Regions from separate parts of the Homo sapiens genome. Here regions 1 and 3 are each linked to region 2. A link is a contact called in ENCODE Hi-C or POLR2A ChIA-PET data. All regions are on one chromosome and are shown on one strand. Each heading gives the region's core, a stretch centred on a gene start or an enhancer-like site at or near the end of the contact. The rest is flanking DNA. Distances are from core to core; before and after follow the strand shown. Region 1 has its middle 27 kb from the start of ERGIC1. Region 2 overlaps ATP6V0E1 (ATPase H+ transporting V0 subunit e1). Region 3 holds the start of ERGIC1 (endoplasmic reticulum-golgi intermediate compartment 1).

Region 1 (2,914 bases), core at 239-2,738, 230 kb after region 2:
CTGAGGCAAGAGGATTGCTTGAGCTTGGGAGGTTGAGGCTGCAGTGAGCCATTATATCGCTACTGCATTCCAGCCTGGACAACACAGCGATACCCCATCTGGGAAAAGAAAAGAAAACAAAACAAAACAAAAATCAAATAAAAAAAGAATTTAGGGGCTGGGCGTGGTGGCTGAGGCAGGAGAATGGCATGAACCCGGGGGGCGGAGCTTGCAGTGAGCAGAGATCGCGCCACTGCACTCCAGCCTGGGCGACAGAGTAAGACTCCGTCTCAAAAAAAAAAAAAAAAAAAAAAAAGATAAAAAAGAATTTAGGGTTTTGGGCCTGACAGGCCTTTTAAGATGTCTTTTCAGAGTTTTGCATTTCTGACAACTGGATGGCCCTACCTGGACCCTTGACTCTCCACTCAACCAGTCCTGAGGCCTCCACCCAGAAGTGGACTCAGTACATGAGGACCATTTTCCTCACCCCTACGATTGCATCCCCACCCAGTCAGCAGCACCCATACCCTAGCCCCCTAAACTATCTTCAAAAAACCCTAGCCTCCAAATTTTCTGGGAGGCTGATGTGCACAATAATGAAACTCCGGTTTCCTGTTCAGCAGGCTCTGCGTGTATAAACTCTGTCTCTATTTCCATTCCCCTGGGCAGCAGACGAGATGAACCCACTGGGCGGTTACATACCTATCACTGACCAAACTCCTCTTCTGTGTCTTACACATGTTGGTGGTTCGATATACAAAATTGTTGGGTAGAAATTGTTCAATCATTCATTCTCTCTCTTTTTTTTTTTTTTTTTAAAGAGACAGGGTCTTGCTCTGTCATTCAGGCTGGAGTGCAGTGGTGTGATCACACAGCTCACTGTAACATCGGACGCCTGGGCTCAAGCAATCGAGCCACCCCAGCCTCCCAAGTAGCTGTGACTATGGGTGGGAACAAACATACCCAGCTAATTTGTGGGTTTTTTTCATAGACATGGGATCTTGCTACGTTGCCCGGGCTGGTCCTGGACTCCTGGGCTCAAGCGATCCCCCCACCTCAGCCTCCCAAAGCATTGGACATTCTTCCATTTTATAGATGAGGACCCTGAGGTTCAGAGAGCTAAAGTAACTCATCAGAGACCCCACAACTAGAAAGTACAGATGCAAGATTTAAATCCAAGTCTCTTGCTCCCAGGCTGGCTTTCTTTTCAGCGGTACCCCAGCTTTCTCACCAAGGGACAAAACCTCAGTTTAAAAAGAAAATAACCCCAGGAAAGGTAACACACTGATTTGAGCTCTTTTACACGTCATCTGTGGAGGTGAGTAAGAGGGTCTGAAAGGGGGCAGGGAAAGGATAAAGGTTAAAAGAGCGGCCGGAGGTAAAACAGAAAGTGTGCGGGCTGACACTTTTCACCCAAGGCTGAGATCTGGGCTGGGGGCTGGGCTAAACGTGGGGGCAGGCAGTGGTGACGCAGCTAATGGGAGGGGCAGGGCGGGTCGGTGGTGAGGTCAGGGCTGAGCATGACAGAAGCCGGGGATGGAGGAAGTGATTATGACCAGGAAGTAAGCCTGCTGAAACCACCCTTGGAGGGCTGGCAGAATATTCCTGGCATCAATTGACGTTTAAAAAATAGTAATAACTGCATCTTAAAAATCTCTGTGCCATTCACGTGGTTATTATTATTCCTGTTTTACAGAGAAGGAGACTGAGGCTCAAGACAGCCGAGGGGACTTGCTCAGGGCACCCGGCTAAGACTTGACAAAATCCAGAATGTGCTACCGGTCTTCGTGGCTCCTCAGGCCTCCCCTTCACTGTGCTTCACTGTGTAGTCATCTCGCTTCCTCCAAATGTGGCCGCACAATTTGGAGACCACACAAAGATCATCAGGGTTCTGCTTGATAGAAAATACAGAATACAGGCCGGGCGCGGTGGCTCACGCCCGTAATCCCAGCACTTTGGGAGGCCGAGGCGGGCGGATCACGAGGTCAGGAGATCGAGACCATCCTGGCTAACACGGTGAAACCCCGTGTCTACTAAAAATACAAAAAATTAGCTGGGCGTGGTGGCGGGCGCCTGTAGTCCCAGCTACTCGGGAGGCTGAGGCAGGAGAATGGTGTGAACCCAGCAGGCAGAGCTTGCAGTGAGCCGAGATCACGCCACTGCACTCCAGCCTGGGTGACAGAGCAAGACTCCATCTCAAAAAAAAAAAAAAAAAAAAAAAAAAAAAAAAGAAAGAAAAGAAAATACAGAATACAGAAGAGGTGATGAAAGGATAAAGATGCTGGTAATCTTATCATTGGGTGGATGCAGTATTAACCTCCCCTCTGTTCTGCCACTCCACACCCCATGCTCTGGGCACCCAGGACATAATTCCCTGCTAAAATATCCCCAAATCTATTTCCAGGGCCTACCTAGGCCTCTTTCCACATCTGATCTAACAAGAGTAGACCTAGGGCTGAGGGATGACCAAAGGGCAGCTTTAGGGGTGAGAGTGCGGGCAAGACAAGTTCAGGCTGGGCTGTCCACACAGCTTCCCAGAGGCTGGATCAGGGGCAGGAAGGGAAGGGGTAGGCAGGGATCGAGGACCTCCTTTTGCTCTCTTTCCCTGTGTCCCAAACTGGGAGTGACAGGTCTGGGTGGGGGTATGATTACTGTCTCTCTAAAACCGACATACCTCCAAGGAAGAAATTGTTCAAAAGGGTGGCAAGTGGTAAGCTAAAGCCCCTGAGCCTTCCCCAAGGTAACACCTGTAGAGAGTTTTTTGTGAGTCTGAGCAGGCCCCCAGGGAAGTCCTGGAGGACCGTAGCATCCCAGTTTGGCCCTCAGCCCACTGTTTGTTTTGCCCAGTTCTCAGTCTCTCAGCTTTGGAAATGTTAGGAAGAGAAAGGAGAAGCAAGGCGGCCAGAGTGCTGCGGAGCTGGGAGGGGCGTTTGAC
Region 2 (2,814 bases), core at 127-2,626:
ACACAAAGAACCCAAAGTGTAACCCTACGTAGAAAAAAAAAATCACTTGGCTGTCCCTCTGGGTCCTATCTGAATAGAAAAGTACTGTCAGTGTACCCTGGGGATTTGGTCATTTATTTGGAAAATACTCTTGATGTATTATTATAATTCACAAATCACCTTCCCCGCCAAAATCTCATTTGGTAACAACTTCGTATAGTAGAAAAGGTATGCATTATCCCTATTTTACAGATGAAAACACTGAGAGTCAGAAATTAAATGATTTGCCCCGTTACACAGCTAGCGAGTGATGGGAGTAAGATGGCAAACCTAGGACCTCTGCTAATCTAGTGATTGTCCCAGGAGGCCACATGACGTTCGCCTGGAAGGGCTCTGGAGCGCAGGAACATTTTCGGTATCCTCTGAACGGGCTAAATGGAGGTCCTTCCAGTCTGGGCCCTGACAAACACTGGATGGAGTGTGGCAACGGTCAGGAAAATATGATTCACCAACATCCATCTCCGATGCCTAATCATGTTGTTAACAAACAGTTCTGCTATTAAGGGTGAGGTGACGAGAGAACATGTGCCTGGGTTTAGGTATTAATGGCACTGAACCTTCTCAAGAATTTAATAAATGAAACAACTAGGGCTCAAGGGTGAAGTGACTTCCTGAGCAAAGGGAATTTACCGAGTTTCCTCTCATAAAACCTGAGCTGATTTCGTCATTCCCACATTTCAACAATAGTATGATGGCAGGGCGCGGTGGCTCACACCTGTAATCCCAGCACTTTCGGAGACCAAGGTGGGCGGATCACGAGGTCAGGAGACCAGCCTGACCAACATGGTGAAACCCTGTCTCTACTAAAAATACAAAAATTAGTCGGGCGCGGTGGCAGGTGCCTGTAATCTCAGCTACTCAGGAGGCTGAGGCAGGAGAATTGCTTGAACCCGGGAGGCAGAGGTTGCAGTGAGCTGAGATCGCACCACTGCACTCCAGCCTGGGCGACAGAGTGAGACTCTGTCTCAAGAAAAAAAGAAAGAAAACATGGATCTTACTCCCCTGTCTAGCTCTGACCAACTGCATTAAGCTGGGCGAGAAATTCTCCCTGTCTGGGCTCAGCTTCCTTATCCATAAAATGATGGGGTTAGCCTATATCACCATAGCCCCCTTCAACTTCAAATCATCAATGTTTCATGTATTCCATGAAATTAGCTAATGTGGCCCTCCTGCTGGAAACGTAAAGCATGGAGTTGCCTAACAGACTGCGCAAAACAAAAGTAAAGAATGAAAAGAAACGAGAGCAGGAGAGTCACTTCAACTTGAAACTCACTTTGGTCATAAGAATAGCAAAGTAATGAGTTCAGACAGTTTGGGAGGAATAGAAAGTAGAAACTGCAAAACAGGAAATCCATTCTTGGCTGGCTGTCAAAAAGCCATGAGCTGGTGAAAATTTAGGTTCATTTTAATTTTTAATTTCTTAAAAGTAATAAAGCTCTCAAATTAGTGTATCGAGATGCCTGCTACTGAAATACAAAATTACTGTCTCCTGCCCCTGGCTTTTTAATCACTCTTGACTTCTTTAGTCCTATGTCTGAGGCTGTGATGGTTCCATCTCAGGAGCATTTGCTGCCTTGTTCTGCAGCTGGCAGGTAACCTTGAACTGCTCACCATGGTACCATCTTTAAGGACAATGCTCCAACACAACCTTATATTACAGTTCTATGTATACTAACCTTATCTCTCCAAATAGCTTGTGAACTTGCAGGGACTCCAAATTTACACATCTTTGATCCCTCCAGTGCCTTGGCTGCAGTAGGCACTCAAATAGTTACTGAACGATTAAGAAACGCACTTACCAGTCTTTTCAGGCATCTCAAGCTACATGGCAGGGTTTATATACTCAACCTAAGTTTAGACTACAAAATCATTTTTTAAAAAGGCATTATGTAGCGATAGAAAAGCTTATAAAAATGAACTTTACAAACACCGAGCCCAGATTTCCATAGAAAGGAGGAAAATATTTATTCCAAAAGATGGCAGAAAGAAGAAATTCATCCTGAAAGTATAGTTTGGTGCGATTCTGTTGAGATGGCTCTTCCCTCTGAACGTGCTCTCCTACTGACCACCCCACTGGAGTCTTGTTTGTCTTGCAGCAGTTTCTAAACACTTCACTGATTCCCACGTGAGAAGGCAGGAGCCATCTTCAAATCCACAGATTCCAAGGAGAGAGTAACGTATCTCTCAGAAGAACAGCATCTTCTATCTCAGAAGAGTACATAATCGTTTTGTGGAGTCGGCACAGTTCAGGTTATGGAGGCACGTAATTCACCAAAGTGCAAAAAAGGCAAAGGAAAACACGCTGCATTGTAGAATAAGGCATTCAAATGTGCTGTTAACGTTTAAGGCAGCTAATGGCCAAAACAGGCAAGTCAAGAAAAGTGGTCTGGTTTGGAGGTGATTTTGCATCTAGAAGGCATTCTCTTCTCGTGACCTGCAAAACAAAACCATTCTGGTAACTGGTCCTCATACATTCCTCAGGAAGGCAAAAAGTTAACATCGAGAAAGTTAACCAAGCCAACACTTTAAAATGCACAGATGCTCAACAAAATATGAAACACAGGATAATCAACTTGGTGCAAGTTTGGCCAGGTTTTGCAGGGCTGTGGCAAAAGGTCCAGTAACCAAGGACACTGCTGAAATGAGGAGCACAAGTAACACTCTATGTTACAGAAAGCAGGAAGAATGAAGCTGACTGAGATTGATTGTGCTGGAATCTAATGAATTCACCGCAGTTTCAAGAGTCTGTATTTTTCCCTTCCCTCTTATAGCATG
Region 3 (3,132 bases), core at 580-3,079, 200 kb after region 2:
AAAGATCAAAAACAGCAATTTCCCCAGCAAGCTCAAAATCACCGGAACCTACTGAATCACACAGGGGCAGGGGGCGGCGGTGGCACGAATCCCTATGGTTGGCCTGGGTAAGGGGAGGCTTTGTGGAACCAGAAATTGATGTGCCGACCACAGCTCTTATGGCCCAGACTTAACTGATGCTATTAGGACTGACCTTGAATTCCACCAGAGGGGCTGTCCTTGTTCAAAACTGCCTAGGTCTGCTAGCCTCAGGGCTGCCCGGCAGGGGCAAGAAGCCGGCAAACATTTGCTAGCTGGTATCAGGGACCCGGACAGGCTGGAAAACCATGTCAACCAATCAAGAGGTCCAAGACCAGTGTCCTCTTTGGGCCTAAACCCCAATATATCCCATGCTATGGGGGTCATGGCAGGCTAAGGGCCTTTCTCTCTGGGTAGACTGTCACTTTACACTGCCTTCACATGCAAGAAGAGGGGAAGAAATACCTCCTGTGGCACAGGCATCTGAATCACTATTTTGTGGATGTGGAAAACCCCTCCTGGAGAACACCCCCCATCCACTAATGCCCTATTTCTGAGCTCTAAATCATGCCAGACTCTGCTAAGGGTGTTTCACGCACTCAGTCGTCACAAGCGGAGACCTTATTTTTAGCCCCAATTTGCAGGTGGTGAAACTGAGGGCGCTCGGAGACTTGCTGAGGTCAGCCAGCCGAGCGGCGACAGGGAGTTCTGAACCCAGAGCCTTTGCCCCTAACTTCTAGAATATACCGAGCTGTTCAGTAGAAAGGGCAGAGCCAGGATTCTAATCCAGCTCCTCCCTGCATTAAAGCCCTGCTCTTTTCCCAGCCAGACACCAAGTGTGGCTGCCTCAGGCCAGGACATCCCCTGGGGCTCCACACCTCAAGGGAACCTCTGGTGGAGATCTCTTCCCCCGCAGGCTTCCAGAATGCCCCATGCAACCTAGACCATGAGGCAGCTGGACCCCACAAAGGACCCATTGTGGTGACTGCAGAAAGCCAAGGCCAGACCCCGGTGGCCCTTCTGCAGAGTCCTGCCCAAGGCGCCTCCTCCCCTTCCCATGGTGCCCCCATACCCAGCGGACAGGGCTGGGGCTGAGGGAGGGAGGGGCGGGGGCAGGCCTCCCGATCTGCCCGGCCTGGGGGAGCCTCAGGCTATAGAAACTTAAAACCCTCCAGCTGCCGGCAGGCTGCATGGGGCCCCAGGCCCCTCCGGACTCATTCCAGGTGCCCTGCCCCACCTGTCAGCTGAGGTGGGGTCCACCAAGGAGGCTCAGTAGAGGGAGGAGAGGGATGCTGGGGTGTTATGGGCTGTTCCCATCTGGGAGGAGGGAGGAAATGTTTCCTAGTGTGGGGGAGGGGAATGCAAGGTATCCGGGCAGGCTGGGGAGGGGGCTCGGCGGAGGGAAGGTGGGTGGATTTGTCTCCCGCTGCACGAGGGGGCCTCCGCGGCTCTGGCTGGCTTCGTGTGCGGCAGGGGGGGGGCTCGCCTGGGGTCCCTAGGGGCCTGCGGAGGCATGCACAGGGCGGGGAGCCGCTTTTGCATGCAGGGCGGGAGGGGTCCGCGGCGTGCCGGGGCGCTCCCTCTGCCCGCTGAGGGAACTCCCGACTGGCCGGGGTCGCCACACTCACCTCCTGAAGTCAAAGGGCATCGTGCCGCCGCCGGGGGTGGGAGCGCTGCAGGCCAGGCGGGCCGCGGCGCCGCGTGGGTCCGAGCCCGCTGCCAACGCCTCCTCCGGCCGCCCCGCCCCCGCCGGCCGCCCCCCTGACACTCGCCACTCGCCACTCGCCACTCGCCTCCCGCTGCCGGGAAGTGACGCTCCGCGCAGCCCATTGGGCGCCGCCCGCCCGGCCGCCCCTTCCGCCACCCGGTTAAAGGGGCCCGCGGGCAGGCAGGGAAGGGGCGGAGAGTCGAGGCTGTCGGAAGGGAAGGGAGTCCCCCAAAGACTCCAGTACTCATTCCTTCAAGCCTCCCACTTAGATTTCCTTCTCCATCTCTTTGGATGCCCTCGGACAAATTCTCTGCTTCTCCGAGCCCAGTTTTTTGCATTTGTAAACAGTTTCACTGAACTGTGATTGAGTTGGGGGCGGGGGGCGGGGTGATACAGACTTTGGCCGTGCACAGCGTCTAGCTCTGAGTGAGGGCCTAATACTGTGGGGGAAGGGAAGAGGTCGGCCATCCTAGGCTGTTAAGGTGGACTCACCTCTGCCCCTGCCGTGTCTCTCTGGGAAAGCCACTGGGCTTCTCAGAGCGCCCCCCCCCCGCCCCGCCCCTTTTGCATATCTGCACAAAGAGGACGATGACACCTACTTGAGGGGGTTTTCCTGGGGATCAGCTGAGAAACAGGAGACTGGCTTAGCACAGTGCCAGGCACCTGAAACTATTGAGGCTGGCAGTGGCTGTCCCTGCTTCCATCTGCCCCTGTCGTTCACTCCAGTGGGCATTCACAGAGCATCTGCTCTGAACCAGGTCCATCGAGAACATGCAGGGTTGTGGCAGAGGCAGATGGGACCTGCACTGTGACTTGGCCAACGTGGACTGTGCCGATTGTCTCCTTCTTAGAGCCTCAGTTTCCTCCTCAGGAATACAGAGCAGCTGCCTCCGTGACTGCTGGATTAGAGGAGATGGTAGTTGAGGTCACACAAGACCTGAGTAGGGGAAACTCACTCTGAACTTCCCCGAGGTTCTGTCACTGGCCCTTTCTCCAAGGTTGTGGTGGGACAGGGCTTCAAAAAACCCAGGGGAGAATGGTGAGGGCTCGGGTTCCAAAAGCAGAGTCAATGGACAGTTTCCCCCTGTGTAAATAGAGGGGAACAGCAGTGCTGGTTCCTCCGGGAGGATTCAGAAGGGACAACACTAGCACGGGGTCTGGGGTAGGGTGACGTGGTGAACCAAAGCCTTCCCCTAGAGCATATGCCGGGACCTGACCTCTGCGTTCCCTTTTCATTCATTCACTCATTCATTCATTCATTCATTCAGTGTCAGTGGTCTGACACTGTTGGGGGAGAAAAGGAAATCTCAGCCTGAACTGGAAACCTAGGGACAGCAGGGAGAGTTAAGGGATCTTGAGCAGCCACTGCTTCCAAACAGCCATTCGTTGGCCCTGTGTGGGAGGAA

The links. Hi-C counts contacts between places; a loop is a spot of excess contacts on that map. ChIA-PET counts read pairs that join two places held with the same protein, here RNA polymerase II (POLR2A). Pooled maps may share reads with other maps.
Region 1: a loop to region 2 is called in a pooled map, with 6 times the contacts of the local background. The contact joins two enhancer-like sites. A Hi-C loop is called at or near these places in 4 of 50 pooled maps. POLR2A ChIA-PET finds 5 or more read pairs at or near these places in 3 of 52 experiments (GM10248, OCI-LY7 and activated T-cell).
Region 3: a loop to region 2 is called in a map with no recorded cell type, with 6 times the contacts of the local background. The contact joins the promoter of ERGIC1 here to the enhancer-like site in region 2. A Hi-C loop is called at or near these places in 5 of 37 single-sample maps with no recorded cell type and 5 of 50 pooled maps.

Annotation. Positions count from the first base shown.
Region 1 is chr5:172,805,930-172,808,843 of GRCh38, reverse strand. No RefSeq gene overlaps it. Among named protein-coding and RNA genes, the nearest start is that of ERGIC1, 27 kb to the left of the region's middle. RefSeq lists enhancers at 732-1,931, 2,213-2,914. Within about 2 kb of position 1,488, at least 22 of the 41 ENCODE cell types and tissues checked have a DNase peak (open chromatin) inside an H3K27ac peak, as active enhancers do.
Region 2 is chr5:173,034,058-173,036,871 of GRCh38, reverse strand. ATP6V0E1 (ATPase H+ transporting V0 subunit e1) reads right to left here. Exons shown (of 4, transcript NM_003945.4): 4 at 1,427-2,473. Among named protein-coding and RNA genes, the nearest start is that of SNORA74B, 15 kb to the right of the region's middle. Within about 2 kb of position 1,376, at least 11 of the 41 ENCODE cell types and tissues checked have a DNase peak (open chromatin) inside an H3K27ac peak, as active enhancers do.
Region 3 is chr5:172,832,948-172,836,079 of GRCh38, reverse strand. It overlaps ERGIC1 (endoplasmic reticulum-golgi intermediate compartment 1), which reads right to left and starts at 1,829. Exons shown (of 10, transcript NM_001031711.3): 1 at 1,647-1,829. The coding sequence starts at 1,666. RefSeq lists enhancers at 1-90, 387-596, 91-1,083 and silencers at 1,067-1,146, 1,157-1,206, 1,577-1,976.